Regions from separate parts of the Homo sapiens genome. Here regions 2, 3, 4, 5, 6 and 7 are each linked to region 1. The links are chromatin loops, found by intact Hi-C in ENCODE. Cell type or tissue: IMR-90. All regions are shown on one strand.

The links. Hi-C counts contacts between places; a loop is a spot of excess contacts. Peaks named below come from ENCODE experiments on the same cell type or tissue, not always from the same donor. Only the 100,000 strongest peaks of a DNase experiment are listed, where the experiment ranks them.
Region 2: it touches region 1 in a loop (3-fold over the local background); 9 of 110 quality-filtered maps call a loop at or near these places.
Region 3: a loop joins it to region 1, with 6 times the contacts of the local background. A loop is called at or near these places in 48 of 110 quality-filtered maps.
Region 4: a loop joins it to region 1, with 20 times the contacts of the local background. A loop is called at or near these places in 17 of 110 quality-filtered maps.
Region 5: a loop joins it to region 1, with 12 times the contacts of the local background. A loop is called at or near these places in 5 of 110 quality-filtered maps.
Region 6: a loop joins it to region 1, with 4 times the contacts of the local background. A loop is called at or near these places in 3 of 110 quality-filtered maps.
Region 7: a loop joins it to region 1, with 11 times the contacts of the local background. A loop is called at or near these places in 11 of 110 quality-filtered maps.

Annotation. Positions count from the first base shown.
Region 1 is chr4:111,628,607-111,632,606 of GRCh38, forward strand. LOC105377366 (a long non-coding RNA gene) reads left to right here and starts at 3,564. Exons shown (of 6, transcript NR_188427.1): 1 at 3,564-3,798. In IMR-90, CTCF peaks have their summits at 2,306 (motif pointing left) and 3,226 (motif pointing left); no DNase peak of the experiment used is centred here.
Region 2 is chr4:111,281,180-111,285,179 of GRCh38, forward strand. No RefSeq gene overlaps it. Among named protein-coding and RNA genes, the nearest start is that of MIR297, 420 kb to the left of the region's middle. In IMR-90, a CTCF peak has its summit at 2,079 (motif pointing left); no DNase peak of the experiment used is centred here.
Region 3 is chr4:110,629,791-110,633,790 of GRCh38, forward strand. It overlaps a transcript of PITX2 not described here. Among named protein-coding and RNA genes, the nearest start is that of PITX2, 8.7 kb to the left of the region's middle. RefSeq lists an enhancer at 2,527-3,039. In IMR-90, a CTCF peak has its summit at 2,238; a DNase peak (open chromatin) is centred at 2,251; H3K4me3 peaks cover 392 bases; H3K27me3 peaks cover 3,188 bases.
Region 4 is chr4:109,997,098-110,001,097 of GRCh38, forward strand. It overlaps EGF (epidermal growth factor), which reads left to right. Exons shown (of 24, transcript NM_001963.6): 21 at 2,582-2,749. Among named protein-coding and RNA genes, the nearest start is that of EGF, 86 kb to the left of the region's middle. In IMR-90, a CTCF peak has its summit at 1,870 (motif pointing right); a DNase peak (open chromatin) is centred at 1,874.
Region 5 is chr4:111,473,371-111,477,370 of GRCh38, forward strand. No RefSeq gene overlaps it. Among named protein-coding and RNA genes, the nearest start is that of MIR297, 610 kb to the left of the region's middle. In IMR-90, a CTCF peak has its summit at 1,857 (motif pointing left); no DNase peak of the experiment used is centred here.
Region 6 is chr4:110,956,989-110,960,988 of GRCh38, forward strand. No RefSeq gene overlaps it. Among named protein-coding and RNA genes, the nearest start is that of MIR297, 98 kb to the left of the region's middle. In IMR-90, a CTCF peak has its summit at 2,487 (motif pointing left); no DNase peak of the experiment used is centred here.
Region 7 is chr4:111,134,779-111,138,778 of GRCh38, forward strand. No RefSeq gene overlaps it. Among named protein-coding and RNA genes, the nearest start is that of MIR297, 280 kb to the left of the region's middle. In IMR-90, a CTCF peak has its summit at 1,860 (motif pointing right); no DNase peak of the experiment used is centred here.

The DNA of each region.
Region 1 (4,000 bases):
AATTTCCTGGTCTGCGGATTGTGAAGACCACGGGAAAAGCATAGTATCTGGGCTGGAATGCACCATTCCTCAAAGCATGGTCCTCACAGCACGGCCCCTCGTGGCTTCCCTTGACTAGGGGAGGGACTTTCCCAACCCCTTGCGCTTCCTGGGTGAGGCGACACCCCACCCTACTTTGGCTCATCTTCTGTGGGCTGCACCCACTGTCTAACCAGTCCCAATGAGATAAGCCAGGTACCTCACTTGGAAATGCAGAAATCACCCACCTTCTGCATTTATCTTGCTGGGAGCTGCAGATGGGAGCTGTTCCTATTTGGACATCTTGCCAGCCACCTCTGCAGTTTTTAATGTTAAAATCAAAGTATATTTTTTAAGGCTTTGATGATTATGATCAGAAGGGTTTTTGAGAAAAAAATTTAGATTCTGAGTCTTCATTTGCTCCTTTTTGAAAGTTTCATAGCTTTGGAAGTGTCCACTTAAATGTACTTTTCTAGTATTTCCAGAATTTTCAAAGTTATACTCTAAAATATTATATCATAAATAAATTAAAGCTTAGAAACAGGCAAGATAAAAGAAAAAGGTTCATTCGAACACCCTCTTCCTCTCTTTCTCTTTCTCTTTCCATATATATATTTTAAATATTATATATTTATAAGAACTAAATTTGGCTTCTGCCAATATATTTAACATGAGAAATTCAGTTAATTTCATCAAATTGCTCCTACAAATGATCATTTGGGATAATTTAAGATGAGGAAGAAAAGAAATAAATATTTTTCATTCATTGGATTTATGCTAGCAAAATATATAATACAAAAAAAAACAAGTTAAAATAATAAAGATTAGTTTTCAAAATACCCCTTTGTTCTAATTACTGAGATATTCTTAGTAATAACATTTTTTCTTGCTTTATTGAGGCATAATTGGCAAATAGAAATTGTATATATTTCAGGTGTACAGTGTGATGTTTTGATATATGTGCATATTGTGAAATGATTACCATAATCAAGCTAATTAACATATTCATCTCTTTGCATAGTTACCTTTTTGTGTGTGTGCGAGAACACTTAAGATCTAGTCTCTCTGCAAAATTTAAATATACAATATTGTGCCCAGTAATAATATTTTGAGGCTGAAGCATCCATATAACTCTCTTGACCCTTTACTTTTCATGTGTAGACCCAAAGAAAATCTATCACGACTCTGAAATGCTACAATCAGAATTATAATACACAGCAGGAAATTAGAAATTATTGATATAAAATGAGATCAAACTAGATTTTGCACCTACAAAAATGAATAAAATTCCTTTCCATCAAATGTGTAAAAGTTAATCCAATTTATCTAATAGTAAAAACATTGATTTTATGTGGTATTTTTCAGACCATAGCCATATTTAGCCTTTCAAATCACTGTGATAAATAACTTTCTGATCCATCGCTTCCCCTAGCTTTGTTGCTATTATACAGCTTTATCTGATTGATATAATTTTAAAATATGTATTTATGACACTGAATCTCCAATTTTCAATTGGATTGTATTTATAAAAATCCAATTTCTAAATATCTTATCCATGTTGGTTAACAGTCACAAAAATAAAGATCACTTTATCAATTGGGGCTAATTCTAGAGACTAAACAAAAAAAACCTCTATTATTTTCCAATTTGCTTTGCTGTCTATACTCCTGTATACACCAGTATTCCCTTGAAATATGATCTGTTCTGAGTTCCTCAAGCACAGAGAGTTCTAGGGCACATATAATGTTAGGGCACTTCATTATGTATTTTTGTCACCAGTTATTTTGTTTTGAATTAATATTTATTTCAGGGACATAGGATTGTTTTTGCAGTGAACCATCCCTGACTATCAAACTATTGCCTACAATCACTGTCATTAATGCAGCACTATCACATGAGAGCCAAGGATTAAACCTGCCAAAACAAGCCTAAGATTTTATAGTCACGAGGCAATTAATTACTACACATAGAAATAAAACTAGTCACATCCCCAGATTATATCAAAGTACTCATTTTACAATATTGCCTGCTAGAGGATTAGTCTGATTGATGACACAATTTCTCCTGAAATTTTTGCCATCTGAAAACCTAATGACATCAGGATAAACCATTTTACTCTACTTTAGGCCACTCCTATTATTTTCAACCTTTGCGCCATTTTATTTTCACCCTTAATGCAAAGAGGGGCTTCTCTTTATTTTCCTCCTCTCTTACCAGGAGTCAGTCACTATCCAGCTATCCAGGGCAGAGAAGATTATCCATTTAATAAGGAATTACTGCCATCTTGTGGTTACCATAATTGAAGGAAAAAATTCTAATGCTCTAGACAACAAAAAAAAGATTGAGATGTTATATGCTATTTTATCCATTTTAATTGCAACATACCTCATTAAAGAGACAGTATGATACACGATGTTTTTTAGTGAAAATATGTACATGAGTATTAGAGCATTCAGGAAGATGATCCCTGTTCCACACTTCATCAAAATCCAGCAGTAAATGAAAAATGTAAAGTTTTAATCTAAAATAAAAATGTGAGTCTGCACATGATAGACAATTATGTAGAAAACTAAGTGGAAGCATTAACAATTTCTTATACCTACCCCTACTTCAGCAATTTATCTTCATTTTTTTTAATGCTAAGAATTTGTAGAGGATCATAATTCAGTAGGTTCAAATATTTCTAACTCTGAGGTGACATGTTTGCCACACATCTCAATAGCCCATGTCAGCACCGGAAATTGGCCAAGACCTACCAATAACCAGAAACAGATTTGAAGTAAATGCTTCTCTCAGATCTGTATGGCACATGTTGTCCTCAATATTCTTTTCCTTGACATGTGACAAATTTGCAAATTCTGCATTTTTAAGATTCACATGGTAGAGCCAGTAAAACACTGGCAGTGAGATCCAATAAGCACATCTAAGAACACTTTGTTCTGAAAGTATAAAGCAAAAAATATAACTCTGCTTCTCTGTCAAGATATGTGACATTATTTAAAGCAAAATTAGTGTTTTGAGAAGTGGTTTCAAGGTATATTTATCTGAATGCATTTGATCGAGGAAAGCAGCTCACTAAAAACTTATTTTAAAAATGAGGTGTTCAAAAAGAACATTTTCTCCTCATAAGATTTGTATTGGTCTGAAGTGCAAAACCTTAAATAATGGTAGAAAACACTCCACCTGGTGGTAGAAGAAAAAGGGTAGCAGCTCTATGCAAAAGATCTTCAGACAAAAAGATGGAGTGAATGAACAGAATACAAGCCTAGCTAGAAACCATGTCAGATACTTCACTGCAGTTGCTGAGCATCCTAAAAGCAAAATCCAGACAGAATCTGTCTCTCTATAAATCTTTCCACCCCTTTCCATTACTAGGTGGGTACTGTTGGCTCTAAGCCATCTGATTTTACTATGATTTATTAACTGCTATGCATTATATATGAGATTCAGGTTTGCTGAAGAGTTACCCTTATGGTCATTGTTGCATACAAATCAGCTACTGTTAGAGAGGTTTATTGCATCATTTTATGCTGCTAGCACTTCTGTTAGGCAGTGGTATAATATGTAACTGGAAAAGAAAACCCCTCCTGTTATATTTTCCCTTATACGTTACTAGCACATGCAGTGCACGTTAAGAACAATAGTCTTTTGTTCTGTTCTGTTTATAAAAAGAAGAAAAAGCATCCAGAACAATGGGTGAGAAGAAACAAAAACCTGTCGCCTAAATCAAGGGATTGGTATTCTCCAAATCATTGCTACCGCATTGAGCCATTTTCTCTGGTAAGACCAACTGAAACGTGAGAAAGAGCAATAATGTGAGCAAAACCAATTTACTCTTGGTAGGAAATTGGAAAAAACGGTAGCAGAGATCTAAGCAGATCTGTCTCTGAAATAAGCTACCACAAAACAGTATTTCCACACTCTTTTTACATTGAGACATTCGATTAACTAAGTAATTCAACTCGAATTTCTAGCCCAGCTC
Region 2 (4,000 bases), 350 kb before region 1:
TCCTTTCAATGTGCAATTTACACGTCCCTCCTCTGCACTCTCGTAGTACCTTGTTCATTCTGCCGTTACCAAACTCAGCAATTATTTTCCAAGGTGAAACACCTATTTGCATTCTCCCATTAAGGTAATTCTTGAGGAAAGGTATCATGTTTAGAACTCCAGCATTAGTTCACAACCTGGCACGTCATAGCTACTCAATACTCTCTGGAAAGATGATGATTCACAAACAAGTTTGTTGCTTTACCTATTGCATCATATCGCCTGTACATGTGTAATGATTTATCAGAAATATTTATTATAAATGTTTTAGTATTATGTATACATTAAATAGTTCTAAAAGGTATTCAAACATTGACTTGAGAGTTCTATCCCTCTATTACTATTAACCTGCTATGTATCCATATCTATCTTACCGAAATTCATTGAGCCTCTTTTTTTTTTTTTTTTTTTTGAGATGGAGTCTCGCTCTGTCGCCCAGGCTGGAGTGCAGTGGCGTGATCTTGGCTCACCACAACCTCCGCCTCCTGAGTTCAAGCGATTCTCCTGCCTCAGCCTCCCAAGTAGCTGGGACTACAGGAACCTCATGTATTATGCTGTTAAACAAGAGGATTAGACTACTTTTTAGTTACTTTATACATTCTAAACTTTTAAATTTCTGACAGATTTTATCTTATTTTTTGATTAATACCTTTTGGAGGTAATTCTAAATAATATAAAGATATATGAAATAATATAAGGATGCTTTTTGGCTTTGGCATGTTACATTATTTTCACATTTATTTTGTTTACCTTTTCTTTTCCATTTACCAGTACCTTAGTGTCATTTTCCAATCTAAAAATATAGAGCCTTATTTATATGTGATAGCAACATCATAAATAGCTTGATGTATTGAAAACACTAAACTAAACATGTTACAGAAGAAGCTGGTGCCTTTCATTGGTATTATCTCCTTCAAGATGACAGGCAATCTCAGGAGGCCAGAGAATTCTTAGTTGTATGAGTTTGTGACTAATAGGTGGTTTGATGTGACAAGAGCTGGCCGTCTTGGGAAATTGAACTATCTTTATGCTCAATACCCTTTGTGTCTCATTCTTTGTAGGTTATTGTTGGAGGCCTTTGGGGACCTCTTTTACAGTTTGCATTCACAGAAAATATGAGATCAGCAAGAACTCTGTAGTTTTACTGTCATTATTGATCTGCTGCCATTCCATTCTGTAGCTAATTTGCTTGTTAGCAGTTATTCTAAAAGCTATTTATATTTTCAGTATAACCTATGCTGCATACTGGGCTTTATATTTTTCTGGATTAAGATAAAATAATACAACTTACCACCAAAAGACTGTGCTTTAGGCTAAATATTTTCTGATTTTCCATTTACAAATAAGAGTTTAAAAATCAAAAACATATTACTGTGAATGTGATCTCTTTGATAAACACCATATAAGTTCAGACACATTAAGGGAAAAACAATGACCATATTCATGAGAAAATATCATTTGTAAAAAATCTTTTAGCCTATAAATTTATATACAAATTACAAGAAGAGTGATGTATTAGGAATTCATGAACACTGTTTCTAAAGTTGGGATTTATTTGAAGTTGAACACTCAATAAATGTGTGGGCTGATTGACTGATTCTCTGTTCTGAAGGTAACCATAATACACCCTTGTTATTCATGCCAATTGTTGAAGGTAAAAAGCCTCTTTCTGCCTCTCTGGAACAGGAGGTGTGTGTCCCCTTTCTGAGGTCAATTTCTGACACATGTATTCATCCGAAATGAATTTCTAGTGAGCTGGATGTGCATATGTGTGTAGCACCCATGAGCACAACACCTAAATAGGGAAAATCCCTGGGAAAAACTAATACAAAACAAGCAATAAAAAACAAAAACAGCAGGCTTACATAAGATATATTTATCTCAATTTAAATATGTAAAGTGAATGAAATATATATTTGATTTATTTTAATCATATACCTGAGCTATGGAAAGCAAAATATCCTCATTCCAAATTTTGAAGAAACTGCAATCCAAATACAAGCACTTGAGCTGATGTTAATGCTGCCGCCTGGTGGTGGGGTAGGGATATGCAGCGTTTTCAATGAGAAAGAGCCTTGGATTTTCATACTCAGCCAAGGAGTTGCCGCGGCATAAGAAAATGTAACTGAAAACTGCATAAAATTCAGAGCATCAAGCGGCTGCAAAGACACTGAAAAGGAGGGCTAGAAAATATATGGCCAGTGTACTAAAAAGGAAAATTATAACAGATTATGGTGACGGAAAAAGTTCTCCAATGAGAATTTATACCCCCACATTCTTTGATTTTACACTACCACATGGTTCCAAATTAAAACATGTACAAAAATACTCAAGAAATGGTCTCTGGATAGTGATGCCCGGCAGAAGCAAAGTAAAATTGTTCTGGAAATGTCTTACATAATTTAGGATAGATATAAAAGATTTCCTTAAAAAAATGGAGACATTATGAAAAAGATTTGGGTGGAGAGAGGAAACAGAACTTCTAGAAATAAAACATGTTACTCAGTGACATAGAAATACTAATGAAAATGCTTAACAAGGGATCAGAACCATCTGAAGAATGAATTAGGAAAACGAATGAGTGATTTGAGAAGGCAACTGACATTGTAGCAAAGAGAGATAAAGGGAAAGTTTAAAAGGGAGTATAGAAGAAAAGGGGGATAAAATAATACTGATACTAGTGGTACAAAAAAGATAGTACACGTAATACTGCTAGTATCAGAGAACAGAAAAAACAGCAATAAAAGGGAAGAGACAATATTTGAAAATGACTGTTAACTTTCCAAAATTTACTAAAGACATTGGATTCATCAGTCATCGATTCAAAAAGGACAATAAGACTAGTATTGGATAGATATAAGTAAATCCCCATCTGTGACATACATGTTTGCAGAACATTAAAAACAAATAGGTTTTTAAAGGGAACAGAAGAAAGAGAGATAAACTACAAAGGGATGACAATTAGAATAGCAGCAGAATTCTCAGCAGCAAAACAACACTGAAAAATTTTAATAATAATCGGATTTTCCAAGTGCTAAAAAGGGAAACAACTCTTAGCATACTCAGCCAATCTGAACTATTATTCAAGAGTAAGAGCAAAATAAAATTATTTTGAATCTGGGAAAAAGAGAACATACTACTCTCCAACATTTATTAGAAGTAAAACTAAAAGGTATACCTCAGGAGGGAGAAAACTCCTAGAAAGAAGGAGCAGGATATGAAAAGCCTTCGTGAGTAATAAAACTGATGAAACTTGAGATTTATATAAATAGATATTGATTATCTAAAGCAATAACAACCAATACTATAAAATATTAAAGTGTAAAATGGGTGGTTTATTGTGAATAGGGCACTTAGGGCCTTTGTGTTATTCAGGAGAAGAGAAATAGCATTGCTCAAACCTTTGCTTCGTTGAGTCAAGTGTGCATGTTAAAAATATAGGGAAATGTCTAAAAATTAAAAATACAAGTAGAGTAAAAGGATGTAAGAATACTTTATTAATTAAATGGAAAGTCGTGATGGAGTAGAAGATTAAAAAAGATTTGTGCATTAATAAAAAAGCTTATTAATTAGAAAGCATAAAATCACATGGTGGGATTTTTTCCAAATTTATCAATAATCATAATTGTGAACATAATGGATATTTTATTTTAAAAAGTGAATGTCAGGTGGAAGGGAAAAAGTCTCATCCAGTTATGTAATATAAAGTGCTGATGATGATAAGAAGAAAAAATACAATAAGCAAATTTTAACTGACAAAAAGCTGATACAGCTTCATAGAATGATAATATCATTCTCTTATTGGAAAGAGCTTTCCCTTTTCCCTGTGTATTTATTTATGAGCAGAAAAACCTTAGGAACAAGTCTTATATTCGTATGTACATACATACATATACATATACATATATATGTGTCTGTAAATATATATTACAAAAATTATGAAACTTTGTTTTAAGATATT
Region 3 (4,000 bases), 1.0 Mb before region 1:
GTCCTCCTCCTGAGGGTGAAGACCATTTTATGAGTTCCTTTCAGGACCCCCAAAGCAAGAAAAGCCAAAGAAAGGTCTCTTTGCTCTAGGGGGTCGTTCTCAGCTGGCTTCTACACCATCTTCTGCTAGCTGCGTCCACCCTCTCTCAAACCTCTGGCTTTTAGGGGTCTCCAGTCGCTCTCGTGCTACCCCCGTTTCGGGGTTCTATCCAGGCTGGGCATCCGCCCAATGGATACCAAGGAGAATGGGACTCACTAGGGAAGGAAGGCAGAGCCTGGACTGCTTAGAGGTGGACTCTGCCTATACAGAACGTTTAGTCTTTAACGAGGACATGGTATTTTTGGGCGGCGTTGGGGGCAGAGGCGGAGAGGGTAGCGTAATAGACTATCACGGCCTTTTGAAGAAGTCATATGTCATTGTGAACTTTTTTTCTCTTTAAAAGCAAAGAAAAACTTTAAAAAAACACAAGAAATAAATCCTTTTGTTTTACAAGCAGGCTGTGGCCAGGACTTTGGATATTCCATAAGTTAACTTAAAATCAGGGAAGGATAGGTGCTCTATCCTTCAGCAGTGCTATAGCTTTGCCCACTCGTGTGATTTTTTTTTGTCGTCTACTAGTTCCTTAAAAGCCAATTAAATCAAGATTTTCAGCATTTCTTCCCATTACATGCCTTTTCTTAATTAATGGCATTAAACGTGTTTAGGCAGCAATTTTTCTTTTCGGTCAAAAAGTAGAAAAAGACATATTGAGTGTAGGGGAAGAGCCTTTCACGTGCACTAAAACAATGCGGGCCTGAAAGTAATGGTTAAGAAAGCAATCATTCATTATTTCTAGTTCTTTATGTGCTAGTTATCAAAAGCGAACGACCAGGGGCGCCTGCGCGGCTTGTGACTGGCGCAAGCAGAACTCCTCTGCTCTTAGCCGTTTCCTGCTCACCTACGAGGACCCCATCCTACCGTAGGCTTCTCCACCTGTCCTCAGAATGCATTCCCCATGTCTAGGAAACCTGGGGTAGGGACTGGGGGAAGGAGACATTTTGCGTCTCTCTGGCTCCCAGCACAATAAGAAATGTCAGCCTCGGCTTGGCGACTGCGAGCCCGCCCCGCGCGAAGCGAGATTGGGGAGCTCCTCTAGTCTGGCCGGAGCCAGGGCTGAGCCCGCGCAAAGCATTCTCCCCAGAAGTCATCGCTGCTCTTGATTTTTAACCATATCCCAAACATACTACGGTCTAATAATTTATTTTTACTACCGATTATCAAACAGAAGAAGAATTTAACACAATCTAAATGACAGAAATCACGCGACGTTATCTCTGCATTGCCCCCATTTAACCCCATGGGGTTAATCCCGGACAAGTGAGCGTTTAACTGGCCCAGCAGGGCGACTGGCGGTGTAGTGCAGTGTCCGGGCGTGAAGCACTGGATCGCTTTAGACGCTTCATTTCAACAAATGATCATTTTCTCTCAGATTCACGGGGAAACTCCAATGCAAGACCTTTGTTTTCTTCTTAGTAATACGGTTTGTTTTTTTGACCGGGGTCCCAAATCGCCCCCCTCCATCCCATATTACATTTGTATTCTTACACTTTAATCCGGAAAGAGGGGGTTAGGGGCCGAGGGCTGTGGGGGGGGGGGGGCTTTATCTGCTCACATTATCAAAGGTCAATAGCCTCCTAAGGCTAGGCACTTATTTACTACGGAGCCAGGAAAATAGAGGAACAGTAAATTTGAGGGGTTTTTTTCCATGTATTTGAAAAGAAAGGCATCTTCCCTCCTCCATCCCTTACACCCCCCCCTCCGCCCCATAGAACAAGTTTCAATTCAGGAAAGGCCTGTGGCGTAGGTTGGAGACTTTTTAACTTTTTACATAAGCCTGTAGACCTCCTCTGGCAATGTCCCTCGATTCCTCCAGAGTGAAACCAGCCAATCAAGCAACGACATCGCCAAAACCCAAGGCCTGGCAACCAGTACTTCAGGCAGGTTCGCGTCGACAGGGGCAAACCTCCATTCTACCCTGGGCTGCTAAGCACAGTGGCTGCCCTCCAGCTCTTCAGGGATGTTGTCGGCCCCCCGCCCCTCCCCCAACCAGCCAAAGCAAACCTTCGCCAACTCAAGTTTCCCTTGCTTGCCTCCCGCGATGAACCGCGCACCCACAAGTCTGGGTGGGGCGTGGCTGAGAGCCTGAGTGACTGAGTGGGCCCTGGTGGTGCTGCGCGCAGCGGGATATAACGAGCGACAGAGGTCGCTGTTGGACCACTTTTCCACGCCAGCCTAGACGCCGAGGTTTGCTGGAGCGTGCGCAGGGGATCAGACCACAGGGAGCGAGCGAGAGGGAGAGAGAGGTGTTGGGTCTCAGGAGTGCAGTATAATTTGGGGAAAGGAATTAACGTCCCTGGGACGGCTGCTTCCCGTCCCACCCAGAGGCGGAGTGTCTAAGTTCAAGCAGCAGGCGCGTCAGGTCTGGCGGCCTCGCCTTCTTGCGCTTCGCCCGAGGCCCAGAGTCCCGGAGGCGGGTGCCCAGCGCGCGGCCTGCGCTTCCCTCCCGGCCTTACCATTGGCGCCAGGATGCTGCCGCGGGAAGAACTTGCTGCTGGCTGCCTCTTTTCGGCTCTCAGGAGAGTCCGTGAACTCGACCTTTTTGATTTCGGAGTCTTTGGAGAAGAGACATTCAACGGCCGCCGGCTGCACGCCTGGGCCACGCGCGCGCCCGCCCCACGTGCGGAGAGAGGCGTCCCGGACCGCGGCCGAAAGGAGCCGGGGACGGGAGGAGGGGGAGGGGCGAGGCAGGCCGGAGGAGAAAGAGGGACAAAGAGCAAAGACCCAGTTAGAGGAAAGAGCTGACGGCATCCCCGTCCCCCGGACCCTCTGGCAACCCGGGGCAGGATGGCGTACTCTTTCTGCGCCTCCCCGGTTGCCGGCGGTTCCAGCCGGGAGGAGTAGGCTGGGGGGCTTCGGTACACAGCGCGCCGCTGCTTCCTAGTCCACCGCCCCGCCACAGGGAGAGGCCACTGGCGATTTGGTTCTGATTTCCTTCCTGCCCAGGCTGGCCCCTCGGGGAAGCGCCCCTCGCTGGGGCCTCGCCGCAGGGCCAGTGCCCTCTTGCCGCCCTCACGTGGCGCGGCCTCCCGTCCGATGACCCGGGCAGGAGAAGGGGGTTCTTACCTAATTGCACACACGCCGACACCAGTTTGCGGCAGTTGGTCTCCATTCCCCGTTATCTGCAAAACAGAAGAGAAGGAAGGCTGTAAGAAGCGGCGGCCGTCGAGTGAGCAGGGCTCAGATGAGACTACGTTACACTAGCTGTTAGGCGCCTACTGTGTGCTAGGCTTCAGGCGTGTTTTTCCGACCTGACAGCCTCTGGCTGTGCAGCAGCATCTCCAGCCTAGCCTCGGGCCCAGGACATTTATTTATCAAGAGGGGATCTCCCTCCAGAGTTGCCGCAAAAGTGCCCAGAGGTTAGAGGACTATAAAGCCACAGTGTGCTGGGGAGGCTGTGGACCTACTTTCAAGAATCTCGGTGCCGGGGTTAAGAACTCATCTGAACGCAATGGCAGCGGGAGTGGGTGGGTGGAGAGGACTTTTCTCTTTGGGAAGCTGTATGCAAAGACCACCCTTCAGTGCTTGTCCATTAGTTGGAGCTCGGTAAACATTTGTAGAACATCAGCGCCAACGTGCCCCTGTCCTAGACAGCAGTTTCCCTCGGTTTTCTGTAATTCTGAAACGAACGGGCTCTTGGCCTAGGGTGTTTCAGGAGCGAGCTGAGTTCGGGCCTCTCATCCATCAGGAGCCACTTTTCCATATTTAGCCACACTTTCTCCTAGAGATACTAACCCGGCCATTTATTTACTTACTACAAATAATTACCCTAAAGTATGATTTAAGATCGCAGAGGAGAGACACTGGGTGGACTGAGCGAGACTGAGGAGAGCAGGGCAAACGTTCTTGGAGGGTTTACTGCCCGCCAAGGACGGAGAAATAGCTCTGGTATAACTGCTACCCA
Region 4 (4,000 bases), 1.6 Mb before region 1:
GGGGAAGCCAGTGAGCCAGGAGTGCTGATGGGTCAGGGATGAAATCACAGAGAGTTGAAGCTGTCTTCTTGCGCTGAGTCAGTTCCTGGGTGGGGGCCATAACTTCAGATGAGCCAGTTAATTGATCCGGGTGGTGTCAGCTGATCCATCAAGTGCAGGGTCTACAGAATATCTCAAGCATTGATCTTAGGAGCAGTATAGGGAGGTTCAGAATCTTGTAGCCTCCAGCTGCGTAACTCCCAAACCATAATTTCTAATCTTCTGTCTAGCCCTCAATTCTTGATTCATAGTATATACCACAACACATTAAAAAGTCTTGTTTACCAGCCCGGGTAACATGGTGAGACTCCATCTCTACCAAATTTTTTTTTTCTTTTTTTTTGTGATGGAGTCTCGCTCTGTCGCCCAGGCTGGAGTGCAGTGGCGCAATCTCAGCTCACTGCAAGCTCCGCCTCCCGGATTCACGCCATTCTCCTGCCTCAGCCTCCAGACTAGCTGGGACTACAGGCACCTGCCACCATTTTTTATATTTTTAGTAGAGATGGGGTTTCACCGTGTTAGCCAGGATGGTCTCCATCTCCTGACCTCGTGATCCGCCCGCCTGGGCCTCCCAAAGTTAGCCAGGTATGGTGGTACACATCTGTATTTCCAGCTACTTGGGAGGCTGAGGTGGGAGAATCGCTTGAGCCCAGGAAGCTGAGATTGCAATGAGTTGTGATGGCACCACTGCACTCCAGCCTGGGAGACAGAGTGAGACCCTGTCCATAAAAAAATAAAATAAAATAAAATAAGCCTTGTTTATCTGTATTGAGTCTAGAATGTCTCAAAATTATTTGGCTATGGAAAGGCAAACTTATTTGGCCACAGAATCTTTTGTTTGGTTTAACAGAAGAACTAATTCATAACCAAAGAACTAGTATCCTGTGTCCTCCTCCCACCCTGGAAAATGCTGAATGACTATTCTGGGCCTTATAAGACTCAGTGAGGCTCTACTATTGCAGCTGACTTGGATCTCCAGGACTCTTGGCTAAGGGACTGACATATTCCTCAAGACCCCAGACTTTCTGAAAGGATCAGAGGTGTGGCCCATTAACATCCAACAGTTTAAAAGTGGTGCTGCTAGGCATTGATAGTAAATGGCTGTAACCAAAGATAGCTAGAATTAAAACAGCATCCAAGAAAGCCTGCAAGAATGATGGTCCTTTATGCTTTTGCACTCAGATCCTGATATCTCTTGCATGGTTAGTTCCAGAAGATAGCTTTTCAGAGGTGAATAGAGCATAAAACTCTTTTTGGAAGCAGCATGGTATAGTGGAAAGAACATAGGCTTTGAAATCAGAGAACCATTGGAGTCAAACCTGTCACTCATAGCTGTGTGACGTTGTACAAACTCCTTGAGCCTCAGTTTCCTTATCCATAATACAGGAATATGCCACCAAAAATAAAATAAGTAAAAGTGCCTAGCAGGATGTCAAACACACAAGATGGTTAACAAGTACTAATCCATTTCCCTCCTTCCTCTGTGAGTGAGTTGCCCAGTCCCTCTGACCAGCTAAAGGTAGAGACAGGCCTAGAGCCCAGATCTTCTGGAGCTTTGTCCAGTGTTTTTTCCATGCTGCCTCTTCTCACTATGGGCACTGGTGTCAGTTCTCTGTATTTTTATTCCGTTAAGTCCTTTTGGAATAAAGTGGGGACATGGATGAATAAATAGTTGATCCAGGGACCAAAGGGAGGAATTTTTAATAAGTGGGCATTACAGAGTGTTTAATAGGATGTTTTTCAAAGTTGATGCTTTTGCAAAGGATAATAGAATACAGATGTTTACCTGAGATCTTAATTGTTTCTAGAAATGCACATTCCCAGTAGATGGCAGCATTGCTTCATTTACTTCAAAAAAGTTCAGCAGTTCACTCTAGTGACAGTTTCACTAATGGGACAGCAGGGTGTTTGTAGGTGAACGTCCCTTTTTCCTCCATATAGCTTTTTCTCTCATTGAAGAAAATAGGCAAATGCCTGTATGTATGTTGTACTGGGTCTTCCCTTGCACTAGTAGTGATTTTTTTTTTTAAAGGAAAAAAGTTTTCTCTGCAGACTAGGTTATGTGTTCTGTTTAGAAACTGTACACATTCTTCTTTTATAGCCTGGTTTCAAGTGAGGAACTCTGCCTTCAAATTCTCCTTTCCTTTCACCTATACTCATTGCAATCTGGCCAAACATTTGTTTCCAAAACTCCCTTGGCTCTTAGGGCAGAGTTGCTTTGTGTTGGTTTTAAAAGGTGGCTCCTCAGGATTTTAGCCTAACAGAAACTGATCTTTAATCAATGTCCTGTAATGCCTTATAGAGGCAGTATGCAAATAATCCCCCATAAATCCCAGAGCAAACAGACGAAAGGGAGAAGTCCATGCTGCATTAACTTGTAAATCATAGCGCTTTCAACTGACCCCTGATGGATTTTCTATATGTTTCTAAAGAGCTGAGTCTGGAAATGCAGAGGTTGAGAGACAGCTGAATACTGAGTGTCAAAACTATCAGCGTTTTTGGCCAGGCATCTCTGATGACCTCTGTTTGTGTGTTGTCACAGCTGTGTTGTTGGCTACATCGGGGAGCGATGTCAGTACCGAGACCTGAAGTGGTGGGAACTGCGCCACGCTGGCCACGGGCAGCAGCAGAAGGTCATCGTGGTGGCTGTCTGCGTGGTGGTGCTTGTCATGCTGCTCCTCCTGAGCCTGTGGGGGGCCCACTACTACAGGTGACCCTGTCTTTCCTTTGGTACTGGAAACCTCTTTCTAAGACCTCCCAGGGGAATGCCTGTCTCCTTGAGATGAGATGTATGAAATAGTACCTCTACATACTACATTTAAAACGTGAAATAGGCTGGGTGCAGTGACCCATGCCTGCAATCCCAGCACTTTGGGAGGCCGAGGCAGGCAGATCACTTGAGGTCAGAAGTTCGAGACCAGCCTGGCCAACATGGTGAAACCCCGTCTCCACTAAAAAGGCAAAAAGTAACAGGCGTAGTGATGCACACCAGTAATCTCAGCTACTCGGGAGGCTGAGGCATGAGAATTACTTGAACTTGGGAGGCAGGGGTTGCAGTGAGCCAAGATCATGCCACTCCACTCCAGCATGGGCGATAGAGCGAGACTCCGTGTCAAAAAAAAAAAAAAAAAAAAGGTGAAATAACAGTACAATTTTTACTGTTAGCTCAGGATTTCATTGCTCTGAAACATCAGTGCTTTTACGTTTTCCTTGTTCCATTCCAGTCATTGTCCATACACCTTCATAGTATATGTGTTATTTATCAATCACAATATGGTTTTGCGTTCCACTCTCTTTGTTTAATATTATATGCTCCCCCCATAGCCTGCATAACTATAATTTTTCATTGCTGCCTTCCATTGAGTTGATTTTCCACAAAATATTAACTGTCATAAAAGAAAATCAATATCTTCCCTAATTTGGAAGGAAATTTCTGGTCCTCAGATTTTGTGCTTTTAATAATTTCAAGTTAACAATTAAAAACTGTAGACAATAACATTTATACATTTAATTCTTTAAAACTAACACTACATTAGGGTGCAGGCACAGGCATCACACTGCTCATTTTCTGTTTTCTTAGAAAGTAGGACAGCTTCCTCTATTATCATCAATATTGAAAAGCATTTTATGTACGGTTATAGTTTGTGTTGTACAAAATCAGTGAGTCATAAAACTTTAGGGCTGAAGGGGACTTTATGGAATTATCTAGTTCAATCTTATCATTTCATGGCTGGAGGACCTAAGACCCACTTGACTAATAGGTCCCAATTCTCTGAGATGTACAAAATATCTGCCACCATCTGTAGATAAAAATTTAACCACATTTATGGGTACTACACAACCACTCAAGTGGCAACTGTCTTGTGTTCTGGAAAATTCAACATATCAGCCAAGATGTACTTATCAGAGATCCTGCTATAGCCTAGTGTAGTGGTTAAGAGCACAGGCTCTGGAATCAGAT
Region 5 (4,000 bases), 160 kb before region 1:
TTTTCTGTGGTTCCAAGAGTTCAAGTCTCTTCAGAAATTCAAAATTTTGTGTAAAGTTTACAAATTTGGTCATATAGTATAACCTAGTATTCCCAAGAGAAGAATTAAATTAGAAATTTCTTTCTGAATCTACTGACGTGATAAGTCCAAAATATGACATGCTGCCCTTGTTCATTTTCTTGCATTGTTGAGATTCACTTAATTTTATGTCATCTATCCCCATTCAAATTTGAGGGAACTTTTTTTGTTTAGATTGCCATTATATTTATGAGCAGTAGGTTAATGATATTTATATTTGAACACAGAATTCCTTTAATTTTTATTATTTCTTAATCCTATTTATTCAGAAGTTAATTGACTTCCTTAAAAAAATTGAGTACTAGTTACATAAACAGACATGTTGTGAACACTTCTTGTTATCAACTCTCTGAAGATAATGGTAATAGGCCTATTTTACTATAATTAGACTAAATTAATTCAAGTTAGTTAATGAAAGAAAATGGAGTCCATAGAATATTTCCATGTCATAAAAATGAAATTCCAAATTAAATGAAATTGTTTGCTTTAAAATACTATAGCATTCAGGCATATAGAGATTTGCTTGAAACCTGGGAGCATTATTGCTGTGCATCCTCTGATTATGACACACACAGTAATATCAGGTTGAAACTAACACAAAATTGATTAAGTGTGTAGAGTCTTCGTGAAAATGTTCAGTACACATAAATATTTGGTGAGCTAAAAAATATTTTACATCTGGAACTAATTTAAATATAAAACAGAATTTCATTTCATTGACTATTACACAATTTAATTAATTAATTAATACACAATTACACAATGAAAATAATTTTTCAAAATCAAAAGACTTGGGGAGAGAATGGAATAAGAAATAAGAGCCTTAAAATATTCTGAAGTAAAACATCTCTGTATGAAACTAACCTTCCAGTATCAATCATCTTCTGTGTGTGGCTTCAGGTTTCAGATTCCATTAATTTGAAAGAGCATCAGTCTACTGAACAATGGAGAGATGTTTTTTCAGAATCAGGATATAAACCCTCTTTTGACAATCTGAAGTGTGATTTTCCCAGAGGTAATCCATTTCAAACCAACAGTGACTACTCATTTTAATTAGTTGCAGGCAGTTTTGTAAATTAAATTCCCTCTTCTGAAGTCAAAATTCCAGAAAGAGAATGCTTTCATTTTGCTAATTGCTAAATGAGTTTCCAGAACAAGGTAGAATGAAGGAAGGGGTTTCTAATCAGTAGGCACCTCTTAGAAGGCACACACCTGTGACTGTTGAGCAGTATCTTAGTAGGGCTGGAATGTTACCACATTGAGTGTACATGCTTGCAGTTATCTCTCAATCCATACTAATAGATTCAGTTTACATTAAAGACAATTATTTTTCCCCCTTCAGTCATACGCCTTCATGATTCTGACTTGAATTGGACATATGTGATGTTATTTGAATTAAAAGTATGATCTAATAACCCAATACAAGACCTGATGTTTTAAAGTACAGCATTCTAATCCCTTTTGTGATATTCACTCCCTTAGTGGCCTAAGGCAAATATCTTTTTCTAGGTTTCAAAGACATATGAAAGTGCATGTAAACATAGAAATCACACACGCCTTCAAAAGCCCCTCTACCTCAATCAAAGGAAAGTACTTGCTTGAGATCCAATTCAGATCTGAAAGAAAACTTAGAACTGGTTTCTCTATGCAAGTAAAATTTTTGAAGGCTTCTTCCTACTTGAACATCTGCAATCCTTGGAAATGGCTTTAGGCAATTCTCGGAAGGATTCTCAAGGAGAGACTGACCCCTGGAGGCGGACAGAGCTCTCTTTTGGCCAGACCTGGCTTTCGTTATTCCCAGATATCAGGTAAAGAACTCTGACAAGAGAGGATGAGATCCGTGGGAAATTCCAATGTGTGCCTCACTTGCCTCCCTACCTTCTCTAAAATATTTGAAGACAAGGTAATGAAACAATAGGTGGTAGAATATAAATATTTTTTAAATCATGTGCTACTGGACCGTAAACTCCATGAGGGCAGAGATTTGTTCTATTTATCTTTATAACCTCATCTCTTGGTGCAGTGCCTTGCACTTAGCACTAAATAAAAGTCTGTAGAAGGATTAAATGAACAATTTAATAAATTTCATCTAATTGTTTTACAAAGATTAAGTAAATTGCACAAGGGTCCTATACTTAGCAGAAGACATGAATGTTGGCTGAACATCCATCAAAAACAATATGGGCAGGATGAAAGTTTAAAAACATTCAGCCTGAGAGGAGAGTCAGAAGCAGCCCCATGGAACAGAGAATAGCTGTAGTTATTTTATGTCAGCCCTCAATCACTGCCCCCCACTTTTCTATCTTTGGAATGGCTTTGATGATTCTTTTCAGAAGGAATCCATAAACTTCAGTGGCTTCATATCAACACGAAAAGGGAAGGGGTGGGGGAGGTACTGCTTGCTCTGTGTGGCTTATAAGTTTTAGGCCAAAACACAGTCATGATGAGAAAACTTTAGCTTCTCCAAGATTACTCCCCATTGACCAATGACTCAAGCTAATCTAAGATATTAAATATTGTTAATTGACATTACCTGTGGTAAGTCATAGTTTAATTATTATTTGTTCAGTTACTTAAACCTTAATGCTAATAAGTGAATCATGTAAGAGAAATTTTGGTTGTGGAAAGAACACAAAGTTATTGTAGTTTTGATTACTAAATACTTGTCAAGGCTTTAGCAAAGCAAAGGCAGAATGTTTTCCCCTAATAATTCAATATATGATATCCCCCCAAAAGGATGAAGTTAGTTAAAAAATATTTTTTATTTTACTTTATTTATTTTGTTTTGTTTTAACACCATTTGAAACTATATTGTGGGTAGGGCTCTGTATTTTTCTTTGCTGCTTAAGGTCTCTTATGAGCTCATGAGTGTGCCCATGTGTCTAGTGTTATAGCATTAAAAAAAGGAGTAGATAAGACTTTATAAATTTCATTATCTTATTAGAACCAATCATGCTTTCTCTCCATTTAAGTTATGCTCTAGGGAGAAGTCTTTGAGAAAAACTCAACTGCAAATCTAAGCTAAACTTCTCATCTTTCTTGCTCCACAAATATGTAGTCTATCTTTTTATATACCTCTAAATTTTTGCTTCAAACTCTTAACTCTTCAAATCTCCTCAATTCTTACTTTCTCTGTTCACATAAGTTTAGAATTAGTCTACAATGACAGTCACATTCATTTCTTCTCTTTCTTGAGAAAAAAAAGCTTATTTTCTGATTATAAAAGTAATTTTATGCTCCAGGTATAAAACAAAGACAATTATAAAGAAAAAATAATTCCTAATTCTACTACCAAAGAAAACTACTACTAACATTTTATAAATTTCATTCTTGGATTTAATAGCCTATACTATATATTTCTTTTCAAAGTTTGCTTTTCTCACATAATACAATACTTTTCCCTTATCTATGGGATATGTTTTAAGACTCCTAGTGGATGCCCGATGCCACAGATAGTACAGAACACTGGATATATTATGTCTTTTTTACATATACATGCCTGTGAAAAAGTTTAATTTATAAATTAGGCACCGTAAGAGATTAACAGCAATAATTAATAATAAAACAATTAGACCAATATAGCAAAAGTTATGTGAGTGTGGCCTCTCTCTCTCTCCCCCACTCCCTCTCCCTCTCCCTCTCTCTCTCTCTCTCTCTCTCCCTCTCAGAATATCTTGTTGTATGTAATATTTTCAGATTGTGGCAACTGAAACCACAGAAAGCAAAATTGCGGACAAGAAGGGACTACTTTGTAACATTTTGATATCTTGATACTTTTGTTTTAATGCTTTCTTGTTGGCTTTAACTTCTTTTGTTTTTCTAACTTTTTAAGTATTGAGTGCATTAGTGAATATGCTTTTAATTTTTATAAATTCTACTGGTGGTACTTTATTTTTAAAAAACATTTTAAACATATTTATCT
Region 6 (4,000 bases), 670 kb before region 1:
CTTGCACTCCTAGTTGTGTAATTTATCAAGGGTGTCTACAAGTATCTGATAAATCATATTTGGTTGGAGGTAATCTGCTGTAATCGCAATACAGAAATCAAGGGGGAAAATGGTCCCAGCAATGAATTATTCTTTCTTTCATTCTTGTTACCTTGAGTCCACCAGTTTTTCTCAAATCCCCTGATTAAGATCACCTGCCCCCCATTTTGCCCCATTCAAAAATATGTCTTTTAACTAAAAATACAGAAAAATATCAAGTAAACAAAATACATCAATAATTTTGGTTCTAGAACTGTAAAAGTTGTTTTTTAAAAATGGTTAAATGGTAGGATTATGAATAAGACACGAATCCACAACTGTCAATTTCCTGTTGTAAAATGTACAAGAGGGCCAAAGGTTTAGAATATTGCTTATTATTCTAGCCTTGGAATTCTTAGTATTATAATAAGATTGGTAATGCTTTCCTTTCCTTATTTCAGTGCATAATAAATTTAATGTTTTCGAAAGTGAATATTTATTTAGGGATAAAATAAAGACTGTGCTTTATGGTTACAGTTTGCATGCTCCTCTGTAAAGAATATAGTGGCTGTCTTCTGTTAGTATAGCTAGTTTTAAATTCAAAAAGTCTATCAAGTTTTTAAAGAAAATGTTAATATATTACACATGGCATATTGTGTTAAAAAGTCTTTCTATGATATTCAAAATGTTTCAGAAACAATGACAAGGTCAGTGTTGCTAGAAAATCAGTGTTTTACTAGAATGCAATGGTTTTAATGGAAATAATAACAACTCACACATTTTAAGGCTTAAAACTGAACTCCTTGATTGTGTTTAGCATATTGGAAGTTACAAGGAGCTCCTATTTTGTAGTTGCTGTAGATTAGATCGGTAAATGAAAATGTCTTTCTGATTTCCTAGAAACACTTTGTTTCTATTTTTTGTGAACATAGATACTTTGGGGACCCGGCCTTGTTATCTCATGACTGTTTTCCAGGCTGTGTTATCATGATGAATGGGTAATTACAGTACAGGGCACCCACACAGGCCACTGCATATGAGACCCTTCATTTAGGACGTTTTTACTTTATAGAGAGATTCTTTATAAGTTATGAAGCTCTTGGGTTAAATTAAATTTCATTTTGTCATACCTAATGTGTTTATTTTCTCTTGTGAAGAAAAAGTCTTCAAACTTCATATGATTTCTTAAATTCAAAAAACACAAGAAGCACAATTCCAATTTCATGAGAATGTATTATTTCTTAGTATCATACATTCATAGATGATAGACTACTTTAATGTGTGTGTTAGCAGTGCTTTGACTTGTTTAAAAATGCCATCATTTAATAATATGAATTTTTCTTGCTAAGAATAAAAATTGACTACACAATATGATAATATTTGTTTCTGATCCAACACACAAAATGAAAGCTTTGCTTATTTATTTGATTAAAATGCAAAAGTGCAAGTACGTTTAGGTTTGTGTTGTATAGAATAGAACTTATTTTATCAATCACTTTCATAACCTTTAAAGAGCCTTAAATAGTACATATGAAAAACACATTCATATCAGGTTCCCCTTGAGGATTTTTTCTTTGGTTTAAGAAAATTTTATTAAAAATCGGCATTGCAAATAACATTTTTCATAACTATATGTAGACCTGTTAAAATTTTTATTAAAACTGGAGTTCGGCCTGTTCTTTTTCATCATTCTATCAGATATTAAACTCCTGCAGCAGCTGTAGGAAATAGAGAAAGGGATTTTCAAAGGGATTTGAGTCTCCCTGTCTCTGTGCCTTTAGTGATCATATTATCATAACTATCACACATAACAAAGCTCTAAATCTGTAATTCAGATAAAGTAGTCAGGACTCTGAAATACAAAAATCCAAACATATGCCGTAACATTTTTTTGCAATGCTGGCTCCTTTAACGTGGATTTTGTAAACTTGGAGAGGTATTCAAGAGCTTTTGTATACGAACACAAACTAAACAACATTGTTAGTGGTATGTTTCACAGAGATTTAATTAGAGGTGTTTTTATACATCCAAGCAGTTCCATTAAAAGACCATGCCTGCATGCTCTAGCAAATTATGATCAAACCTCTAAAGGTTAAAAAGAATGAAATCAGAAGCTTGTTTTGAAGCAAGGTCTACATGAATCTATGTCTAATCCTGCAACAGTCTGAGTTCTTTCTCAAGAGAGCAACATTCCTTAAATGCAGTGCTAAGGGTGGTAAGTGTGACCACATAATTTTTTTATGAATTAAATTAAAAATGAGGGTAATAAAATTGTAAATGGGCTGAAATCCAACTGAAAATTACACAAGAAAGAGTTACACAATGAGTTTTTTCTTCACATTTACAGGACAAATTTATAACTTAATGTCTACATGAAAAGAATATTTGTGCTGTAAAAAGTTGGTAAAACTCTAATCAGAATGTCCAACCAGTTTGTAAATGAGCAGCTGTATGTATATATTTATTGTAACAGTGCCTTCTACTGGTCACACATTATCTATGATGTCAGTGAAATTACTGAAAAGTAATGAAAACTTGTGTTTATCCTAAATTATTCTTGGGTATTTTTATTGCCTTGGCAAAAGTATTTCTGTGAATCACAACTTACATACATAAAAAATATAGTGTGTTAGAGATTAACACATTTGATTTCTGTTGTACTTTAGCAGTAATAGGACCTGTTAAAAAGTTTCTCCTAAAAAGAAAAGCATTTCCTACATACTGCAACTTAAAATGGGGAATATTTCCACCTGTTTATTTTATTGTCTTTCCGATTTTGAAATTGATCTTTTACTTACCAGCATTTTTCTTTTTAGCTTTTCAGTCACACTGTGTCTAATTAAAATGAGTAGATTTCTTACATATTATCAATATCTATAAAATGTGAGAATCATGAAATTTATTTGTAACTTGAGAAATGCAGCAGAATTTGAAATATAACTTAACTAACAAAATATTTAACAATATTTAGTGAGAATGATTTAAGGTTTGTCTAACTATCTAGGTATAACAAAGATGGTTGATTTTAAATTTGCTTAGGAAAAGAATCAAATAATTAAAAAGAGAAGCATGTATAATCATGAAGAAAAGCTGCATTTTTCAGCAAAATATTGACATCAAGTATTTCATTTTCTTAATATATAATAAAGATACCACTGAAATCTCTTTATGAATCTATATGATTTCAGTTTTAATTTTAAATAATATTTAATAAAGTACTTAGATGATTATGAAATAATTGTTTTTCAAAAAAAGCATGTTCCAATTAATTTTATGTAGATATGGTTTACACTGAATGGGCTATCTTGCTGAAATAACATTTTTAAGAAATTCTGAACATGAAATTTTTACTATCTGCAATAAAAAATCTGTGCTGTGGAAAAAATATTTTACTTTTGTTTAAGTCAATAAATATTGCTTTTATTGCCTGAGGCAACATTTTAAAAAACTTTATTATATGCAAATTACAACCTGAATATCTGATAAAATTCATTCTATTTAGTTAGAAATAATTACCTCAATCGAGGCAATCTGTTTATGTTAGAAATAATGTAAATCAGAAGGAATCCTCATGATTGCCCTTATCACAGATCATTGCACGTGTGTGCTCACTAGTGCTTATTAGACTAAAATCAGAGAACTTTCCTGAGGAATACATCACGTCAGGAGCAAATTGTTTCGATGCTCAATTCAAAATTTGGAATCACCTACATGACCATAACATTCAATGGAGAAAACGCAATATTTTAATTTCCCCAAAACTCTTTATTTTAAACAATTGTTTTCTCTAGGAATGAAATGCCATCATTACAAGTCTATCTTAACATTCATGGAGAAAAGATAAGGATTAGGAACACAAGGTACAGTCAGTATTTTTTGAATAGTGTTCCAGTGAGATTTCAATCAGTGCTGAAAAGCATATTTCTTAATGGGGGAAAAAGCTAGAAAAACAGTTGTCAGAGATGAAAGGGTGCTGTTTCAG
Region 7 (4,000 bases), 490 kb before region 1:
CACTTACAGCTATAAATTTCCCCCTTAGTACTGCTTTTGCTAAATCCCATAGGTTTTGTATGTTGTGTTTCCATTATCATTTGTTTCAAAAATGTTTTCAATTTCCTTCTTAATTTCTTTATTGACCCACTGGTCATTCAGGAACACATTGCTGAACTTCCATGTATTTGTATAGTTTCAAAAATTCCCTTGTTATTAATTTCTAGTTTTATTCTATTGTAGTCAAAGAAGATACTTGATATTATTTCAATTTTTTAAAATGTTTTAAGACTGGTTTTGTGACCTAACAAATGGTCTGTCCTTGAGAATGATCCATGTGCTGAGGAAAAGAATGTGTATTCTGCCACTTTCGGATGAAATGTTTTGTAATTATATATTAGATCCATTTGGTCCATTATGCAGATTAAGTCTGATGTTTCTTTGTTGACTTTTTTGTCTGGAAGATTTGTCCAATGCTGAAAGTGGGGTATTGAAGTCTCCAGCTATTATTGTATTGGGGTCTATCTCTCTTTAGCTCTAATAATATTTGCTTTATATATCTTGGTGCTCCAGAGTTGAGTGCATATATGTTTAAAATTGTTATACCCTCATGTTGAATTGACCTCTTTATCTTTATATAGTGACCTTCTTTGTCTCTTCTTATAGTTTTTGTGTGTTGAAATCTATTTTGTCTGATGTAAGTACAGTGCTTCCTGCTCTTTTTTTTTTTTTTTTTTTTTTTTGAGATGGAGTCTCGCTCTGTCACCCAGACTGGAGTGCAGTGGCGCGATCTTGGCTCAGTGCAAGCTTGGCCTCCTGGGTTCACACCATTCTTCTGCCTCAGCCTCCCAAGTAGCTGGGACTACAAGAGCTCCTGCTCTTTTTAAAAAAAATTTCCATTAGCATGGAATATCTTTTCCATCCTTTTATTTTTAATCCAGGTATGTTTCTTGTAGGCAACAGATCAACGGGTCTTGTTTTTTCATTCATTCAGCCAGACTATGTCTTTTCACTGGAGAGTTTAGTCCCTATACATTCAATTTTATTATTGATAAGTAAGGACTTACTCCTTCCATTTTGTTATTTGTTTTCTAGTTGTTTCATGGCCTTCTCTTTCTTCTTCTTTTCCTTCCTATCTTTCTTTAGTGAAGGTGATTTTCTCTAGTGATATAATTTAGTTTATTGCTTTTTATTTTTTGTGTGTCCACTATATGTTTTTTGTATATCCATGTGCATATCTTTTTATTTTTTATGTATCCATTGTATGGTTTGAGGTTACCATGAGGCAACTAAAAATACAAAAATTAGCCAGGCATGGTGGTGGGCACCTGTGATCCCAGCTACTTGGGAGGCTGACACAGGGAATTGCTTGAACCAGGGAGGTGGAGGTTGCAGTGAGCCAAGATCATGCCACTGCACTCCAGCCTGGGTGTCAAAGTGAGACTCCATCTCAAAAAAAAAAAAAAAAGGCTCTAATGCAGTCTTCAGTATGCCAGTTGCAATTTTCAGCTCCAGAATTTCTGCTTAATTCCTTTTAATTATGTCAATGTCTTTGTTAAATTTATCTGGATACAATTCTGTATTCCTTCTCTGTGTTATCTTGAATCTCTTTGAGTTTCCCCAGCACAGCTCTTTTGAATTCTTTGTCTGAACAGTTACATATTTCTGTTTTTCCAGGATTGGTCCTTGGTACTGTATTTAGTTCCTTTGGCAATGTCATATTTTCCTAGATGGTGTTGGTGCTAGTGATGTTTTTTGGTGTTCAGGCATTGATCAGTTAGGTATTTATTGAAGTCTTTACTGTCTGAGCTTTTTGGGAATGCTTTCCAGATATTCGAAAGGACTTGGGTGTTGTGATCTAAACTGTATCTGCTCTAGGTGGCACCCTAAGTCCAGTAATGCTGTAGTTCTTGCAGACTCACAGAGTTACTGCCTTGATGGTTTTGGACAAGATTTGGGAGAATTCTCTAGATTACCAGATAGAGACTCTTGTTCTCTTCCCTTACTTTCTCCCTAATATACAGAGTCTCTGACTCTGTTCTGAGCCACCTAAAGCTGGGGGTAGAGTGACAAAAGCACCCCTGTAACCACCACTATAATGACCTAAAACCAGCACTGCACTGAGTCTTGCCCAAGGCCTGCTGTAACCACTCCCTGATTATTACCTATGTTCACTCAAGGCCCTGGGGCTCTGCAATCATCAGATGGCAAAGCCAGCAGCCTGTGTCCTTCCTTTCAGGGTGTTGAGGTCCTCCAAGCCCCAGCTGTGTCCAGAAGTGCTGTCCAGGATCAGGGACTAGAGTGAGAAACCTTAGAAATCTGCCTGGTGTTCTATTGTATTGTGACTGAGCTGACACACAAACCACAAGAAAGAGTCCTCCCCAGTCTTCCCTCCCCTAGGTGGAGGAGCCTTACCCCTAGCCACCACCAACACAGGCCACAAGGAGTACTGCCAGACTATGGCAGATGTTCCCTGAAGGTTCAAGATCTCTTATGTCAGCTTGTTATGAATACTGCCTGGCCTAGGACTCACTCTTCAGGGCAGTGGACTTCCTTCTGGCCCAAGGCAGGTCCAGAAATGCCATTCAAGAGCCAACTCTTGGAACTAGGGACCCCAAGAGCTTGGTTGGTGCTTTATCCCACTGTGTCTGTGTTGGTACCTAAGGTGCAAGACAAAGTTTTCTTTACTTTTCCCCCCTGCTTTTCTCAAGCAAGAGTTTTACCCCATAGCCACCATAGCTAGTAATGTGCTGAATCTCACCTGAAACCTAGCAAATCTCAGAGGCTCACCTAAGGCCCTTGATGTAGTACCTGTGTATTGCTGCTTGTTATTCTGGGATCAAGGGCTCTTCAGTTAGCAGATGATGGATGCTGGAAGAACTGGGTCTTTTCAAGGCAGTGGGTTCCCAAGCCATGCCTACAAACGCCATCTGGGAGCTAGGGCCTGGAACAAGGGGCTCAGGAATCTGACCGGTGCCCTATCCTGCTGTGGCTGAGTTAATATCCAAGATGCAAGACAAACTTCTGCCCACTCTTCTTTCTCCTCTCCTCAAGTGGAAGGAAGGGGTCTGTTTTAGAATCATGAGCTGTGCAGTCTGGGCTAAGGGAAGGGTGATGCCAGGACTCCCTTGGCTGCCCTAGCCCTAGTGTCTCAGTATGTTGCATGCTCCCTCAGTCCACTGTCTCTGGGTCTAGTTCAGTGCTGAGACTTGCCTAAGAGTTGCAGTCCTTATGGCCTAGGCTGCTTTTCAAGCTTACTTGGAGACACAGAGTGCTGTAGCCTTTGATGATGAGGTTTGCAGGACTCAAGTTCAGACCACTTGGATCCAAGATTCCCTTCTGGCTATGGTTGGTTTAAAAGCTCCCTCCGGCCGGGCGCGGTGGCTCACGCCTGTAGTCCCAGCACTTTGGGAGGCCGAGGCGGGCGGATCACGAGGTCAGGAGATCGACACCATCCCGGCTAAAACGGTGAAACCCCGTCTCTACTAAAAATACAAAAAATTAGCCGGGCGTAGTGGCGGGCGCCTGTAGTCCCAGCTACTTGGGAGGCTGAGGCAGGAGAATGGCATGAACCTGGGAGGCGGAGCTTGCAGTGAGCCGAGATCCCGCCACTGCACTCCAGCCTGGGCGACAAAGCGAGACTCCGTCTCAAAAAAAAAAAAAAAAAAAAAAGCTCCCTCCGTGGTCCAGCATCGGGTAGTTTGTTCTGGTTTTTCTTTTTGCTCTAAAAGAACAGCACTGAGTTTAATGCCTCATCGTTGCTGTGATCTCCCTCCCCCAGCACCCACAGATGCTCTTGGCACTCGGCTGCCACTACCAAAGGTTGGAGAGGGGTGGCCATGGGGTTTCAGAACTGTCTTTTCTATCATCTCTTCAGTGCCTCTTTCAGCGATATGAAGTTAAAACCAGGTACTGCGAGTGCACACCTGATTTCTTTTTCTTTTAAAGGTGTTTTTGTTTTGTTTTGTTTTGTTTTGTTTCCTGTGTAGGTAGCTGTTAATTTGGTATCCTTGCGGGAGAG